2 separate regions of the Homo sapiens genome follow, and region 1 is linked to region 2. A link is a loop called in an ENCODE intact Hi-C map of the cell type or tissue named here. Cell type or tissue: OCI-LY7. All regions are shown on one strand.

The links. A loop is a pair of places that touch in the nucleus more often than their neighbours do. Peaks named below come from ENCODE experiments on the same cell type or tissue, not always from the same donor. Only the 100,000 strongest peaks of a DNase experiment are listed, where the experiment ranks them.
Region 1: it touches region 2 in a loop (2.5-fold over the local background); 10 of 110 quality-filtered maps call a loop at or near these places.

What each region holds. Positions count from the first base shown.
Region 1 is chr6:63,686,698-63,691,697 of GRCh38, forward strand. The region is part of intron 4 of PHF3 (PHD finger protein 3); the gene reads left to right. Among named protein-coding and RNA genes, the nearest start is that of PHF3, 53 kb to the left of the region's middle. In OCI-LY7, CTCF peaks have their summits at 2,924 and 3,126; no DNase peak of the experiment used is centred here; H3K27ac peaks cover 1,765 bases.
Region 2 is chr6:63,596,747-63,601,746 of GRCh38, forward strand. No RefSeq gene overlaps it. Among named protein-coding and RNA genes, the nearest start is that of PTP4A1, 27 kb to the left of the region's middle. RefSeq lists enhancers at 1,696-1,855, 1,936-1,995. In OCI-LY7, CTCF peaks have their summits at 2,001 (motif pointing right) and 2,201; a DNase peak (open chromatin) is centred at 2,025; H3K4me3 peaks cover 1,350 bases; H3K27ac peaks cover 676 bases.

The DNA.
Region 1 (5,000 bases), 90 kb after region 2:
AGTGTTCATATTGCTGTTGGAACTTCTTTCAATGCTGATATGATAAAAGAACATTATAATTTGTATATTATATTCTTCTTATCCTTATTCATGAAAGTGTGCTAGAGTGATTTTTCCCAGCACTATCTTAGTACATAAAAATGAAGCTCTTTAGGGAGGGACAATTTAGTAAAGTGTGTTGTAACATATTATTTTGGTGGTGTTAGGGTGATTGGGGAGATCGGAAAGGAGATGTTGGGGCTATTGTGTAAAATAAGTTTTATGTCAAAGTATTTCTTCATTTGTGATCCAGCCCGTGGCCTATTTTTAGCGTCAAGGGTTAGTTTATAACAATATATTCCAGTTTTTAAAAGTTGTCACTTGTTTGAATACAGTGCTACATTCACTGTCACTTACATGCTCTTAATTATATGGTTTTTTTATTTAAAACACCTTACTCAGCCAGGCGCAGTCGCATGCCTGTAATCCCAGCACTTTGGGAGGCTGAGGTGGGCGGTAGGCAGATCACTTGAGGTCAGGAGTTCGAGACCAGCCTGGCCAACATGGTGAAACCCCGTCTCTACTAAAAATACAAAAGTTAGCTGGGTGTGCTGGTGCATGCATATAATCCCAGCTATGTGGGAGACTGAGGCATGAGAATCACTTGAACCTGAGAAATGGAGGTTGCAGTGAGCCGACATTGAGCCACTGCACTCTAGCTGGTGACGAAGTGAGACTGTCTCCATAAATAAATGAACACATTACTCAAATATTCTGAAGTGGGCCTGCTGTTTTCAGGCAAAAGAGAATTAAGAGTTAGGTGGTGCTTTTAAGTGCTCCTTTAAACCAGCCTTTTTCTCTCTGCCAGAATCTTTAAAAAATTATCATGTGGACAGAGAGATGGAATAGGTGCCTTAAGTAAATGAATTTCTAACATGAAACTTTGGCATAGAGTTGGAAGCCATGTTAGTAAGTTATAATGTAACGTACTAACCTTGTAGATAAAGTTCCAGTCCAGTCTTCAGGAGTTTGCCCAGGCTTTTTAATGATGACTCATGCTTCACCAACATTTAATAATTTTCCTAAATTAAGAGTAGGTGTTAGTCCCTTTGTTGTTGTTTACTTGCTGCCACCTTTTGGATCTACTGTATAGAATCTAGAGTGTTTTTGCTCAAGTCTGTAGAATGACTTAGAATGTCAGGTGCATAGAGATTTTGGGTTTACACTCTGTAATTGATGTGAATAATTTAACATTGGAAACAATTATGGAAGCAGAATTTTCGATTACTTCAATTTTGTGAATTAAAGCCTTCCTGGCTAACACGGTGAAACCCCGTCTCTACTAAAAATACAAAAAATTAGCTGGGCGTGCTGGCGGGCGCCTGTAGTCCCAGCTACTTGGGAGGCTGAGGCAGGGGAATGGCGCGTGAACCCGGGAGGCGGAGCTTGCAGTGAGCCGAGATCATGCTACTCCACTTCAGCCTGGGTGACAGAGCAAGACTCCGTCTCAAAAAAAAAAAAAAAGCCTATGTAATTGTTTTTTTCCCCTCCCCTCCCCCTCCCCTCCCCCCTTCCCCTCCTCCCCCCTCCCCTCCTCCCCCCTCCCCTTCCCCTTCCGTTCCCCTCCTCCCCCTCCCCTTCCCCCTCCCTTCCCCTCCCCTCCTCTTCTCTTGTTTTTAAGACAAAGTCTCACTGTTGCCCAGGGGTGGAGAGCAGTGGTGTGATCTTGGCTGACTGAAACCTCCACCTCCTGAGTTCAAGTGATTCTCCTGCCTCGGCCTCCCAAGTAGCTGGGATTACGGGCAAATGCCACCATGCCCAGCTTATTTTGTATTTTTTGTAGAGATGGGGTTTCACCGTGTTGGCCAGGCTGGTCTCGAACTCCTGAATTCAGGTGATCCGCCCGCCTCAGCCTCCCAAAGTGCTGGGATTACAGGCACAAGCCATGGCGCCCAGCTGATTGTTGTTTTTACATATTAACTAGCCTTCACTACTACTGTGATTCTACTACTTTGATACATTGTGCTTGTATACATTTCGTTTACTCAGAAAATGCACCTGTCATGCAGGTTGCAATTTTCCTATTCTAATCCTTGTGTAAGAATATAAATTTATTAGAAAGGGCATGTTTGGAAATAATTTTGATCCTTCTCTTTGATTTCATGCACTAGATACATTGAAAGCTGTTTGTTAATATGACACATTTTCTAGCATTTGCAACAGCTTTGCCTCTGTAAAGACTATATAAACGCTTTATCATTTTACGTATTGCAGTTGAAGTTAGTTTCCTTGTGTGTGCTCCCAGTTGGAAATTATATTTTGTAATATAGCTGTGTCATGGCTAGATGTGATATTAATCATAAGCAACTTCTATGCATATCCTAAAGACAGTAGACCCTTAAAGAAGCAACATATGCTAGATTTTTATTGCTTCCTTTTATTTTCCTGATTCAAACTTACATCAAAGGTGTATGATTTTAAAGACCAGATTATTTAATCCTCTGATTTTTAAAATTAATGCAACTTTTGAACTTCTTTTAAACGTAAGTCAGTTGGCATTTTGTAAGGAGGAAGTCTTAGTTTTTTCATGTTATTTACCTTGTGGTTTCTGTTTTTCTACTTCTCCAGAAGATGCTTGAGTTTTTAGTTTGCATTACACTTTCTTGGCCCCAATTGTAGAAGACTAGTATATCAGATAATATTTAAAAAACAAACAGACTTAGAAAATGGATTTATAGCTTTCAAACAAGAAAACTTCTGAGAAGAAATTTTCTTCTAGAACAAATGATTCTATTTTTCTCTGCAGATTGTTAGTAACAAAAATGATTTAATGTTTATGTGACGTAGAATTCTCTGATCTTAGAAGAGTGAGTCTTTTCTCTCTCTCAAAAACTCTTAAAACTGCATTTTTTAACCTAAAATATAAACTATTAAGATACATCTGTAGATGGCACTAGAGTTTTGCTTTTTATAGCCTCTCAAGTTTGAATGAGACATTTCCAACTTGAAATGAGGCTTATTGAAAGAATTGCTTGATAAATTTCACGATCATCAAACCACTCTTCCCTGGTTGTGAAATAAAAATGTGAAAATTCCTTAATATGTGCTTTATATTTTGACCTTTAGGTTTGGATTTGGAACAATAGCATTATTTGTACTGTAGGTTTTTAAGTCATGTCTCACTGAAACTATCCCAGACTTGCTTTGAAGAAATCTTAATATACCTTTGATTGTGGAAGTAAAGGGAAATCATTAGCTTTCCTTCAGCATTTCAGAAACATTCATGTTAGACAGTTGCTTTCAAGAAATAGCAGTTAGCCCATTGTTAGGAAAGCTACAATGCTCATTACAAATAATCATTTTTAATATTTTAGCTTTGCAACTCGAAGTGGGAGAACTTTTAAACACCTGCATTTCAAGCTTTATTCCACTTTTGCTAGAATATCTGTATCATTATGGGCCCATCAAAAATCTCAAACCTGTAGGAATTATTTCTGTCTTCTAAACGTGTGTTAACATTGTTCGAAAGTTTTCTTGCTTGTCAACCCCAAATATTCTATATTATTTTTTTAAACCAAATTAATCCCTAGGGAAATGAGGACTTAACCTGCTAAAGCTAGCACAGGTATTACCAGCAAGGATAAAGAATGATAAGTTATAGATGTGATGAAGTCAAGTCTCAAGGCATAGTAGTGGTTTTATACACAATAGGCACATGAGGAAGAAGAAAAGGAAGTGCTGTTATTGAGGAATGAGGTATTTGGCAAGACTTTAAAAACACTGTAAGGATTGGAACTCACTCTTGTAGTTTTTACAGTTTTAACATTAAAACAGTACCTCTGGTATATTTTGAATTGACCATATCACCCAGTGTGTTACCTTCAATATCCTCTCTCTTGGATTACAGCTTTTTGAAAGGAGCTTGGTACTATTGGTGGTGCCACTATTATCAAAATCAGTAGCACGGTCTTTAGATTGTTAAAGTACATACCTAAATCCTTCTAAGTCTTTCAGCTGTATCATAAATTGCTAGCCTGAAGATGAAAAAAGGACAAAGTTAAGGATGGTTGTCTGAAAGCATTGCAGCTTTCCTAACCATGGGTTAAAAAGCAGGTAAATTAAATTGCTGTGTATATATCTCATTTGCTATTATTTTCAAAAGTAGTTATAGATACTCCTTTTAAACTGGAAAGATAGAAGCTTTTTTAGAGTCATACGTTTCACATCCCTGGACTTTTCCTATTGGTTAGTGAAGTTATTACTTAGCTAAAAGACAGTGATGGGAAAACTTTTATAAGGAGATTGGGAATTAAATCCAACCCAAGTACTAATATTTTTATGTTAAGATAGAATAGTGATCTTTATTTGGAAAAAGAAATTTATCTAAAACACATGGTCATTAGTAAGGAAGTCCTTTGAACTTAAAAGTACAGAAAAAGATTCTTTAGCTGAATCAGCGTGACACCATGAACCAGAATATTTTGAGGTTATCTAGGTAAGGTGGCTAATAAACAGTTTGAGAGGCTCCATCATGCTAGTTTTTGAGTTCCATTTTTGTTACTATTGTTGGTTTTTTCTTTTATTTAAAACGATTTGTTGGATAAACAATTCTTCCCAATTTTATATGTGATGTCACGTCTGTGGTGAGGTAGGTAGCTGTAACTTTGATGGATTGTCCGTGATGAAATTATTACCAAGATCTTACCACCCTTCTCAGTGGATAAATTTATTGTTAGTCTATACTTTGTTATTGTTTATAGTATTCAAGACTGACAAAGGCCAGTTGTCTTTTCTTCCTGATGGTTTATTGTCCCCTCCCTCCCCCAGCATTTTCTCATTCATACCAGAGGAGAAATATTTGAGGTCTTAAAGGTATCATTTTAATAGAATATTATTTTCTTTGAAAACTTGCTGTATGTTGAACTTATGGAACGGATAGAGATGGAAAACATGCAAAGTTTCAGAAAATCAGATATTGAAAATTTAATTTAGCCTCATTTTTGACATAGATTTTCTTGTTA
Region 2 (5,000 bases):
AGTGCACTATAAAGATAATTAAACTGTAGTATAAAATAAACTATACTGAGACTGGGTGCTGTGGCTCATGCCTGTAATCCCAACAATTTGGGAGGTCAAGGCAGGCAGATCACTTGAGGTCAGGAGTTCGAGACCAGCCTGGCCAACATGATAAAACCCCATCTCTACTAAAAATACAAAAATTAGCTGAGCATGGTGATGTGCAACTGTAATCCCAGCTACTCAGAGAGCTGAGCCTTGAGAATCGCTTGAACACAGGAGGGGGTGGTTGCAGTGAGCTGAGATCCTTGCCACTGCACTCCAGCCTGGGTGACAAAGTGAGACCCTCTCTCACAAAAAAAAAAAAAATTAATTATAATGAAAATACAAAAAAAAAATAATGTTACAATATCATACTGATACTTCCAACTCAAATTCAGAACTACAGGGATTTTTTTAAAGATTTTAATTGTTTTTAATTGACAATTATATATATTTGTGGGGTACAATGTGATGTTTTGATATATCTACGTATTGTAAAATGATTAAATTAAGCTAATTAAATCCATCACCTCACATACTTACCATTTTTTGTGGTATATTTAAAATTTGCCCTGTTAGCAATTTTGAAAGATACATTATTAACTATAGTCACCATGCTGTGCGATATATCTCAAAAACATGTTTTCTAACTGAAACTTTGTACCCTTTGACCATCTCTCCATGTTCCCACCCCCATAATTAATTATATTAATCATGCAATTAATTATATAATTAATTATATTAATCATGCAATTAATTATATAATTAATTATATTAATCATGCAATTAATTATATAAGTAATTAAATAAGGCTAATTCATTAGGTGCCCCACAAAGGAATAGTTATTTCTTGAGCTCTGTGCCACGTGGTTTAGTAGCTCATTCAGAATGGCTTTACTTCCAGTAACTAAGGAATAGAGAATAGCTGTTGTATTATTATTCCTAGATTTAGTCAAATAACTTGTTTAAACTCTGGTAACTCTTAGTGATGTTAGATGATGAAAATCAAGTGGGAAATTTAGTCATATTTCCATCTATTCCATCGGTCATGCTTGAATGAGATAATTTGGATGAATAAATCTTGATTGCCAATCCCTCAGCATTTCTACCTTCTTCCTTATACAGAACACTGATTTGCTCAGGCACTGTGAAATATTAAGAGAATGAATCATGTTTGATCCAAGCAGTGGTTCTCAACCCTGGCTGCACATTATAATCTCTGCGAAAGCATTTTACAAATATTGAGCCACAGCACCACCCCAAAACAATTCGATCAGAATCGTTGCAAGTTGGGTGCGGGTGCAAATACGTTTTAAAATGTTCCCTGTTGTGCAGCCAAGGACAGGACCACAAGTCTGAGCCAATCATGGCAATTTAGCTCCTTTATCAGTGACCAGGGGAAGATGCCTGATCTGACCTAGGAGACTTAGAGGGGAATTCTGTTAGAGGCTTCTGGTAAAAACAACATTCTTTCCTGAAACAAGAGAAGATTGTATGGAGAAAGACTTGTAAGTACCCGTGCGCTTGCTTGCTGCTTGGAGCAACGTCAGGTGAGTAGGGAACGCTCGGTTGTGGTGGCCATTTGCAACTATCAGGGAAGACACCTGAAGCAATAAAGACAGCCGAGCACGAAGATCGAAGAGTTCCAAGAGACACTGTAATGATAATGAGAATAACTAATTTACTATAGGAATTAGGACTTACACGAATATGAAAAGAGTTGCAAAAGTGAAGGTCTGGAAGGGAGAGTCAGAGAATCAGAGAAATAGGCTGAAGAGTCCACTGAAGCACTGATGTGAGTAACAAACTGCAGCTGGCCGAGAAATCCAGGAAATCAAGCGTGACCAGTTGCCAAAGTGGGACTGCAAAGAGCGTATTCATGGAGGGTCTCGAAATTGCCATCTCTGGGGAAAGGTTCGTCTTTGTGTAGCTATCGCCTACACCCTGGGTCAGGGGCTGTTATTGATCAGCCGAACCAGCAGGTGGCAAGAGAGGCAAGACACAGAATGGAGAACAGCAGGACAAGCTGGGACTCGCAGCATCTGTCTCTACCTGTCGCCCGGTTTCACAGCAATGACCTTTTGAGCACAGTCGCTTCAGTTTCATTCACTTTTCAAATCTCATACACATTCCTCTTTTGTTCAATTCTAACCTAGAACCATATAGGGAAGAGGATTCTGGGAAATGTAGTTCCCATCCTTAGCCAAGAAATGGGATAAACAAGCAAGTTATAATCCTTATGGAAAGTCTAAATTTCGTGGTTAAAAATCATCAATAAAGTCAAGTTTGAGATAATACCAGCTGAGTACTTCTCAGAACCTTGCCGTCTCCATTATTTATAAATGCAAATCAATTTCTTTACATTTGTAGGCCCATGCTTCTTTTTAAGTTCTGGTACTTCCCTCTTACAGAGATAAATTGGTAATAAGCACACACTATCGACAAAGAGTAAAGGTTAGGGACAAAAATTCAAAGGCTAAGAAGGATTTAAAAAATTAAAATTTGAAGAAGCAGATTGATGTTAAAAATAAAGATTGATGGGAATTAAAACATTCAATAGATAGGAAAAACAGACTGAAGTAGGAATTAAAAACAGGAAACTTCTACTTTTAAATGTGTTGAGGTTAAAAAGTAGAGAGAAGCAAACCAAAAAACGGGGAAAGAGAGAAAAAAGCGGGGAGAGACGGTACAAGGGAGAAAGACTGCAATACGTTTGAGTTCCTGGTTCCAGATACCTTTGATGCTAACTGTACTGCTGATCTTAATAGGGTTTTTTGGTTTTATTTGGTTTGGTTTTTGAGACAGTGTCTCACTCTGTTGCCCAGGCTGGAGTACAATGGTGACATCTCGGCTCACTGCCACCTCCGCCTCCCGGGTTCAAGCAATTATCCTGTCTCAGCCTCCTGAGTAGCTGGGATTACAGGCACATGCCACAACGCTCAGCTAATTTTTGTATTTTTAGTAGAGACAGGGTTTCACCATGTTGGTCAAGCTAGTCTTGAACTCCCGACCTCTGGTGATCTGCCCTCCTCGGCCTCCCAAAGTGCTGGGATTACAGGCGTGAGCCACCGTGCTCAGCCAGGGTTTGTTTAAATGAGCCAACAAATCCCCATTTTTTGCCCAAACTAGTTCCCTAAACTGGGGTTTTTTGATTTACAAACAAGAGTAATAATGGATTTTATTAGACAAATACTCTTGGAAATTTACCCAGTTATTTATTGCACTAATTTTAGTTAAATGAATGTTTTAATTTTTTTTTTAACGTTTGATTTGGTTATTTTCCAATTGATTTTTAATCCTTCCTCCTTGGAAATCCTGCTTTCTATTCTTCCTTTAAAGGTAGTAATTCCAAGATTTGAAGAATGATAATAATACTATATAGAAGTAATTCCTAGGACTATATGATATGCAATACCTCAAAACTAATCACACTTGTTCTTCAACTATACAGTGGATAAAAAATTCAGAGACGTAGTCTAGTATTTTGAAGACAGCACATTATCATTTATGCCAAGAAGAAAACGTCATGACTCAAAAAGTGAAACTAGTAAAGCTTTTAGGCAAAGCTCTAAGGGGAAGAGTATTCTGTACTGCCTTACAAAGTAAGTATACTTCCTGTTTGTGGGAAGAACAATGAAGAGAATACAAGGGCGTCCAATGTTGGTTCACTTTATGAAAACCCAACATTTTTAAAAATTGTGTTATTATTATTGCTATCATTTTGAGACGGAGTCTCACTCTGTCGAGCTCTGTCGCCCAGGCTGGAGTGCAGTGGTATGATCTTGGCTCATTGCAACCTCCGCCTCCTGGGTTCAAGCGATTCTCCTGCCTCAGCCTCCAGAGTAGCTGGGACTACAGGCACCCACCACCATGCCCAGCTAATTTTTGTATTTTTAGTAGAGACGGGGGTTTCACCATGTTGCCCAGGATGGTCTCGATCTCTTGACCTCGTGATCCGCCTGCCTCGGCCTCCCAAAGTGCTGGGATTACAGGCATGAGCCACCATGCCTGGCCTTTTTTTTTTTTTTTTTTTGTAACACAGAGTCTCACTCTGTCTGTCAGGCTGGAGTGCAGTGGCGTGACCTCGGCTCACCGAAACCTCCACCTCCCGGGTTGAAGCGATTCTCCTGCCTCAGCCTCCTGAGTAGCTGGGATTACAGGCACCGCTACCACACCTGGCTAATTTTTTTTTGTAATTTTAGTAGAGGCGGAATTTCACCATGTTGGCCAGGTGAAAACCCAGGGTAAGAATGCTCAGCTGCTGCAGAATAGTCATCTGTTCAACTAACGTTAATTGTTCCCTCTTGAGGTACAAAACACTACCAGAGACCAGACCCAAGGGACTATGTATGTGGAAAGAAGAAACTGGAAGCTTCCAATTGGTACTAACAAAATTTCAGAATCTGGAGGCTAGCAACTGATCCCAAACTCTTTTTTGTTTGTTTTTCATTGGAGAGTGAGAGTGAAAGAGGACAAGTCAGAGAAGGAGAAGCAATTTTTTTTTTTTTTCCTTAAGACAGGATCTATCTCTGTCACCCAGGCTGAAGTGCAGTGGTGAGATCATAGCTCACTGCAGTCTCCATCTCCTGGGCCCAAGCAATCCTCCTGGCTCAGCCTCCTGGGTAGATGGGACTACAGGCACACACCACCACACCCAGCTAATTTTTTATTTTTTGTAGAGATGGGGTCTCACTATGTTGCCCAGGCTGGTCTCAAACTCCTGGGCTCAAGTGTTCCTCCCTCCTCAGCCTCCCAGAGTGCTGGGATTACAGGTGTGAGCTGCCTTGCATGGCCTGTTTTATAGTTTTAAAAAAATTGATACATAATAATTGTACATATTTATAGGGTCCATGTGATATTTTGATGCATGCATATAATGTATAATGATCAAATCAGGGTAATCAGGATATCCATCACCTCAAACATTTATCATTTCTTTATGTTGAGAACATTTCAAATCTTCTTGTGCAGCTATTTTG